Linked DNA regions of Mus musculus: all the other regions are linked to region 3. The links are chromatin loops, found by intact Hi-C in ENCODE. Cell type or tissue: gastrocnemius. All regions are shown on one strand.

What was found. Hi-C counts contacts between places; a loop is a spot of excess contacts. Peaks named below come from ENCODE experiments on the same cell type or tissue, not always from the same donor. Only the 100,000 strongest peaks of a DNase experiment are listed, where the experiment ranks them.
Region 1: a loop joins it to region 3, with 3 times the contacts of the local background. A loop is called at or near these places in 17 of 42 quality-filtered maps.
Region 2: it touches region 3 in a loop (3-fold over the local background); 4 of 42 quality-filtered maps call a loop at or near these places.

Annotation. Positions count from the first base shown.
Region 1 is chr2:179,916,069-179,918,568 of GRCm38, forward strand. The region is part of intron 14 of Taf4 (TATA-box binding protein associated factor 4); the gene reads right to left. Among named protein-coding and RNA genes, the nearest start is that of Taf4, 59 kb to the right of the region's middle. In gastrocnemius, CTCF peaks have their summits at 922 (motif pointing right) and 1,427 (motif pointing right); DNase peaks (open chromatin) are centred at 950 and 1,425.
Region 2 is chr2:179,972,905-179,975,404 of GRCm38, forward strand. The region is part of intron 1 of Taf4 (TATA-box binding protein associated factor 4); the gene reads right to left. Among named protein-coding and RNA genes, the nearest start is that of Taf4, 2.5 kb to the right of the region's middle. In gastrocnemius, no CTCF peak of the experiment used is centred here; DNase peaks (open chromatin) are centred at 1,160, 1,879 and 2,213; H3K4me3 peaks cover 1,459 bases; H3K27ac peaks cover 2,500 bases.
Region 3 is chr2:180,249,986-180,252,485 of GRCm38, forward strand. No RefSeq gene overlaps it. Among named protein-coding and RNA genes, the nearest start is that of Rps21, 6.1 kb to the right of the region's middle. In gastrocnemius, no CTCF peak of the experiment used is centred here; a DNase peak (open chromatin) is centred at 1,471; H3K27ac peaks cover 440 bases.

The DNA.
Region 1 (2,500 bases), 330 kb before region 3:
GCCTCCTGGGTTATACTGCTGTGGCTACCCACCTGGCCCCATCCAAGGCTATTGAAAAAAACTAAATAAAAAAGTGAGTCTATTTCTTGTCTATCTAGCTTCATCTATTAAGGCCAGCCTGCTATACACAGGGTCTGTGTAGCTAGTTCTATGTCCTAAGGGAAGCACTGGGCTTTAGTTCCTCCCCAAGGTCACAGGGTTACAAAGTTACAGTCTGACTCTTTTCTCTACCAAGGAGTCCCACTTCAGGAATAGGCTAGAGCTCTGTACCTCAGAGTGAGTGTTTCTGGGAAAACCTCAAAGACCATGAATCTGCACCACTGTCCTAGCCAGCCATTAGGTTAGAATAGTATTGGAAAAGCAGCCGACTAGGACCAGACCTATCAATGGCTACCATCCTTACAAACGCATCTCTGCCTTCACTTCTGCGAACTGCCACACATGAGCCATGCTCACCTGCAAAACATTTGAAGAACACTAATAGACACTTAGAACTCTGCTAAGAAATGACATCAATTCTAAAAGGCTCAGCACCAGGACAGCCTGGCCACCTCTCCAGTGCAAAACTCTAATGAAACCCCTGGGAGAAAATGCCCCCATGCTTAGCCAGAGGTGTTAGAAGAGAGGATGCCACCCCTACAGTAGCATGACCACACTCTCAGCAAGGTTGCTCACAACAGGTGGAGATGGAAGGAACCTAGGACATGTACCCAAGTGGTCCAAAGACAGGCAGTGAGAAAGGAGCCTCACAGGCTGCAATGGGTCCTCAGATGGGAGAACAGAACCTTCCACACAGGAGGAATGAAGGGGAAGAAATGGGGGGGGGGGGGGTTCAGGGTCTATAAAACAAGCGTCCATAGGGTCAGTAGAGGTCCTGAGCAATCACAGCAAGATGTGGTACAACCTAGACAAGAGTTCCCAGTACTGCCAGGAGAGGGTGCCATCACCCCACAAGAAACACAACACCTAGGTGCCACATTTGGAGGTAGAGCACACCCACAGACAAGTTCCTAGTCAAGCAGAGGTAACAAAGGGCAGGCTGTGCCTATGAGCAACAGGCCCTGGATGTTCAGAGCAATGAACGCTACACTCATTCAGGGTTGGCCACAGCAAGAAGCACTGCCCTTACAGAGAGCAGAGACAGAAGAGGCCAGTGAGGACATACAAAAGGAATGCTAAGCAAGTCCAGGAAGAGAAGGAAAATCAGAAAAGAGAAGGAAAAAAGAGTGATGAGGGTCAGAAAGGAGGTCATGCAAAAAGCTATGAATTTTGTAAACTATGCAAACCAAGGCTTGCAGCACAGTGAGAGCCCAGGGCACAACAGCAGTGATTAACTTACCAAGGCAAGAGAAAGCATGGCACCTCGCCTTTAACCAACCTGCAGGTCAGGACAATGTGATCAGCCACCACTGGATGGCAGCAGCAAGAAGCACGGCTGAGTTGCTGGAGGCTGGCTTCATCTTCCCCCACACCGCTTAAGACACAGGTTCAATTAGCCTAGGGCTGAAAAGCAACATCTCCAGGAGGCCAACCTCACAGGGTCTCAAGTGAGAAGGGAAGCAGAGGTGTGAAGAGAAGACACCATTACATTAGTGAGACCAGGGACATTCACAAACTGTGTACGGATGAAAGTAACCACAACACAGACAAAGCACAACAGCCTTCACAAAGAAGCCAGGAGTGGCTGTGAGCACTGGTTACCCCAGCTCTTAGGAGGTGAAAGACTGAGTTGAAGGCCAGCCATGCAATCAAAAAACTGTAAAGAAACAGGGAATCCTGGCACACACCTTTAATCCCAGCACTCAAGAGGCAGAGGCAGGCGAATGCATCTCTGAGTTCAAGGCCAGCCTGGTCTGCATGATGACTCCCACCAGAGCTACACAGAGAAAACCTGTCTCAAAAACCAAAACAACAAGGACAACAAAAATGAAAATGAATGCAGGGCGGGTCATGGTGGCACAAGCTGGCAATCCCCAAACTTGATAAGGAGGTTTCAGTGAATTTAAGGTCATGCTTAGTCACAAAGCAAGTTCAAGTCCAGTCTGAGCTGCAGGAGCTGCTGTCTCAAACAAACAAAGTTACATGTACAGGTAAAGAAACAGAAGATGATAAAGAAACATGAATGTGTATGCACCGGTGTGTGTGCACTGCCTGTACACATGTGCATGCGAGGCTACAAGTTAATGGCTGCCTTACTTGTGTAGTGAGAATTTTGGTTTCTTTGAAAAAGACAGAAATATTATAGGAATGTTTTCATTTTAATCCCAGGTGTGGGGCTGCTTCAAACTGACCACAGCAACTATGGTTTGCCTTGTGCTCTAGTAAGGGCAGGATTTTGCCAGTTACAGATGGTTTCTACAGTTGTGGGACATTTAGAATTCTGGGAACTTTTCAGAGGGTATATAATGTCAGGGCCGCCAAGAGTTGGTTGTTGTTGTTGGGCTATTGGTTGCTGTTGATTGCTGTTGGTCAGCTTGTTAAGTAGTCGTGTGTAAAGAAC
Region 2 (2,500 bases), 280 kb before region 3:
AGTCACCAGAGCACACACTAACTCTGAGGTTCTCTCACCTGCCCTTTTGACAACTATAGTCACACTGTGACATGCCTCTATCTCCTCCTGACATGTGCACCTGCCATCCAGCAATCTGAGAACTATCTAAAGCTCTCATTGTGGATCAAACTTAGACTTTGGCACCAGCAAACCACCAGCAAGTCACAACCACAGTAACATCCCAGTCCCTTTAGAAACTTGTCCTGACAGGGAAGATCGGGGCTCCGGTTGCTTAAAAAAATAAAAGAAATTAAAAAACAAGTTCAAGGTACTTATTAGAAGTTCCTGGTGAATGCTGAAGATTAAACTTGATCTCACAGACCTCAGGGTGAAGCCTGTGTCCCTCCCCTCCCCCAGCATGACCTCTCTCATGAGGGCACTGGGAGGGACTCAGCCCTTTTCACACTCCTCTCAACTGCCAATGGTATGCTATTCCACTTGACACCTATGTGTAGCCTTGAAACCTGCCTCCCCCTCTCTCTCCACTTTACCGTGCAAAGGCTGCTATTGGCTAAACAACGTTTTATTAGAACCTATTTTCATCTTTCCTGAGTATATTTTATTATAAAAGCTATCAATGAAGGAGGAACATCAGTTAGAAAAAGTTCTGCCTACGCAGTTACAGGACAAAACTAGGATGCTTGCATCCTCTGACTACGCCTCCCCGTCTTGTTTAAAAAGATGTCGGTTTTCTAGCACTGGTGGTAATGGTTTTAAGCACCAAACATTAGCTTAGCTTTGGGTGTTTTTAAAGTAAGGTAATCAATCAGCACTCCTTATCAAAACAGCAACAGAAGCCAGGGGTACAGAGGATGGGTGTGAGTTTTCTCTTTTTTAGAAAGCATGTGGGACTTTGAAGCAGAGCTCTGGGTGTCTGCTACACACCAGACTCTGCCCTACTCTCCAGCACAAGCATGGGGGCTGATGCAGACGCAGACGCAGAGACGTGCAAATAATGAACATGTTTACATTTCCCCCAAGGAGTTATCTTCTGCTCTACACGCCAACTCTGAACCTGACCTGGAAAAGGAGGCAGCAGTGGTGCAGACAGCAGCCAATGCCCTTTTCAAATGACATCGTCCTTCTCCCAGGGAGACGGACTTCACTTGTGCAGCACTCAAAAGCAAAGGAGCCAGGGTAAGCCAGGATTGCTATGGAAGGATGCCATGGGCACCTGACTAAGCCAGCTTTCCTGATAAAAGGACAATGTGGGCACATACTTGCATTGGGGAAGTCCGTGTTAAAGTACTGTGGCATTTCGAACAGCAGACTACAAGCACAAAATGCATCTTAAACTATAAATATCAGCCATACTTTCCACCCAGAGGTCAGAATGAAGATAATGAACAAGGCATTTCAATTTCACACACAAAACACACACACACACAGCCACCCCACACACACACACACACCCTGCTCACTTCTCAGCAAACCCCAGATGTGTGGCAAGAGACATCTGCAGTTCCTAGGCCTTATGTCACACCCAGCGCCTCCTCAGAGCATGGCAGCCCCTGCAACCTCTCAAACACTTCTGGGTCCTATATCCCCATAGATAGGGCAGGTATCTCTGGACCTTTGATGAGCCTTCCCAATCCTCATTGACTTCCACAGCAAAACCCAATTCTAAAGATGCTGTAGGTCTTTCAACGTGACCCAAACCACTTTTAAGAAAACAGGAGAGGACACAGTAGCAGCATGTTTTCTAATTCTCTACTACTGCCACCGCGGCGGGCGGGCGGGCGGGCGGCGCTGCTACTACTGCTTGCACATGTCACCGTGTAATACCGGAGGAGCGCACAGGGCTTGCTCCGGCCCAGGGTTCTGTGGGAACACTCCTGCAGAGGACTCTCAAACAAAAGCAGGCTACAAGCGAGGAAAGGAGCCACTCGACAAACCCAAGGGACCCTTAGGAATTCGAGGACAACAGAGTCAGAACATGTGTGGAATCTGCAAGAGCCGAGACAGCTCCTGTGTCCCAGAATCCACATCACCATGATCTCCTGCATCCGCAGACCCCTACGCACTAAGTGTCCTACTGACCTCCAGGGATGGCAACAACAAAAAACACCCAGGGTCCACTTTCAGGCACTGATGACCACTAAACGCCTGCTCCCAGCATGGAGTCCCCAACCGGCTTCCCTGGCAACAGGAAAGCCCATGCCGCCTTCCACAGACTTCATTAGCATGCCCGTGAGTAGTCGGTTCGCCCTCTCTTGACCTCACCTGAGGAAGGAGAGAGAAGGGCCCCTCGGCTATACGGTGGTAGCCCAGAGCATCCGAATGGGACAGCAGAGTTCCCCGAGGGATCTGGGAGCTCCAGGACTGGGACGCCCTCAAAACTGGCAGGTCACCTGGGCAGGGGCCGCCCCTCGGCCTCTCGGGCCACCCGACTAGGGCACGGTCCCAGAATGCAGCCCAGAACTTCCTGGAACGCCAGGGCAGCCTGGTGCACCCGCCCTCGGCCTCCCGCCGCGCGCTG
Region 3 (2,500 bases):
CCTTCCTTCCTTCCTTCCTTCCTTCCTTCCTTCCTCCCTCCCTCCCTTCCTTCCTTCCCTTTTCTTTTCTTTTCTTTTCTTTTCTTTTCTTTTCTTTTCTTTTCTTTTTTCTTTTTTTGGTTTTTCGAGACAGGGTTTCTCTGTATAGCCCTGGCTATCCTGCTATCCTGGACCTCACTTTGTAGACCAGGGTGGCCTCGAACTCAGAAATCTGCCTGCCTCTGCCCCCCCCCCCCCCCCCGAGTGCTGGGATTAAAGGCGTGCGCCACCACTGCCCAACTTGGATCCTTTTCTCAAAAGCTGCATTTGATGCTGACCTAGCTCACAGCACTTGGCCCATACACAGCTACCCCATTTTGTCATGAAGTCTCAGTTTACACGTATGGGATGGAGGTGGGCCTTCAGGAGATATAGGGAACCCAGTGAGGTGTGCTGCACACAGAGACCCCGATAACCCAGATCAGAGCTGCACATGATGGGGGCTTTCAGAGTAACCAACCCAGGACTAGGGATCTATCCACCCAGCGTTTCTTTCTTTTTTTTTTTCTTTTTCAAGACAGCAGGGTTTCTCTGTGTAGCCCTGGGTGTCCTGGAACTCACTCTGTAGACCAGGCTGGCCTTGAACTCAGAAATCTGCCTGCCTCTGCCTTCCAAGTGCTAAGATTAAAGGCCTGTGCCATCACCGCCCGGCCCACCCAGCCTTTTAACTAGAAAATTGATGATGGTGATCATAGTGATGTTGATGATGGTGATGATAATGATGGTGATGTCATCTGTGCATCCTCATACATTCACACGCCCACAAATAAATAAAAAGTAAAATATAGGGCTGGTGAGATGGCTCAGTGGGTAAGAGCACCCGACTGCTCTTCCGAAGGTCAGGAGTTCAAATCCCAGCAACCACATGGTGGCTCACAACCATCCGTAACAAGATCTGACTCCCTCTTCTGGAGTGTCTGAAGACAGCTACAGTGTACTTACATATAATAAATAAATAAATCTTTAAAAAAAAAAGTAAAATATAATAAGAATAAGAAAGCATCCTCTTTACAACAACTAAAAAGCAACAGAGTACAAAGCCAGCCCTACTCCCTGCATGGCATGGGCGGTTGAGATCATACAAGACTGTTCACATTCCCTGCGTGGTGTAAGCGGTCGAGATCATGTAAGACACATGGGGTTCACTGAGGCAGAGCAGTGTTCTTGGGGAGGAGACCCGAGGACCTTCAGGAACCCTGCCTGAAAAGACTGCCTTGAAGCAGCAGCTTGAATTCTGAGGCCTGAGATTCTGCAGGGAGGTATCTGCTTAACAGCGTCTGAAGTTTGGGGTCCTTACTTGGCCTCTGACCCCATTCCCACCCTGGAGATCTTACAAGAGGTTCTGTCTCTTAGGTGAAGGAGTTCAGCTAGTCTGGAAGCGGCTAGGTTGAACCGTGTAAGCTTGCTCTTGTTCCAGAATGGTTCTTGGATGCCCCCTAGTGGCGACAAGGAACAGTACAAGGGGGTGTGAAGAGACCTTTCAGGATGGCACCTGCTGTGAGCAGTTTCCTCTCCTGCAGATCCTTAGGGGCTTGCGGAGAAAGAAACTCACTCCGCTCCTCCAGTGGGGGGTACTTACTTCTTTACTTTGGGGGTCTGGAATTTTGTGCATCAAATTATTTTTATAGAAAGGATCTTGTGTGCCCTGAAGGTGGAATTGCAATTCCATGCTGGGGTGCTGGAGAGGTGGAGACAGATGAACCCCTGGGATTCACTGGCTAAATTGGCTGAGATACAAACTCATGAGAGACTCTGTCTCAACAACACCCAGAGCTGACCTCTGGCCTGTGTGTGTGTGTGCGCGTGCGCACATAAGTATAGGCCAGTGTGTGTGTGTGTGTGTGTGTGTGTGTGTGTGTGTGTGTGTGTGTACAGGCAAGAGGTGTATCTGTGTACAGGCCAGAGGAATGTGTGTGTTTGTGTGTGTAGATGTATGTGTGTGTAGGCCAGAGGTTGGTAGCTTTTTCAGTCACTTTCTGACTCACTTTGTGAGACAAAGCCTCCTGCTGAGCCTGGAATTTGCTGCGTCACTAGATTAGCTGACCAGCAAGCTGCAGGACTTCTCCTGTCTCTGCCTCTGGGACCTTACATTACAGTCCTGGCATTACAGGTGTGCGTTGCCACGTCAGGCTTCTAGGGATTGAACTCAGGTCCTCATGCTTGTGCAGAAAGCATTTTGCTGATTCAGTCTTCTTCCTGGTACCACCTTCCACCCTCACCAATTTTTAATTAATTTATGAGATCAGGTCTCACTATGTAGGCCTGTTTGGCTTGGAACTCACTATGTAGACCAGGCCGGCCTTGAACTCACAAAGATCCACCGCTTGGGATTAAAGATATGTGTCACCACTCCTGGCCTCCCCCTTTGTAAAAACAAAACAAAACAAAACAAGTCTGTTTTGCTAGCTGTTTTGGTGGCATGGACCTATGATCCCAACTACTTAGAAGACTGAGGGAGTAG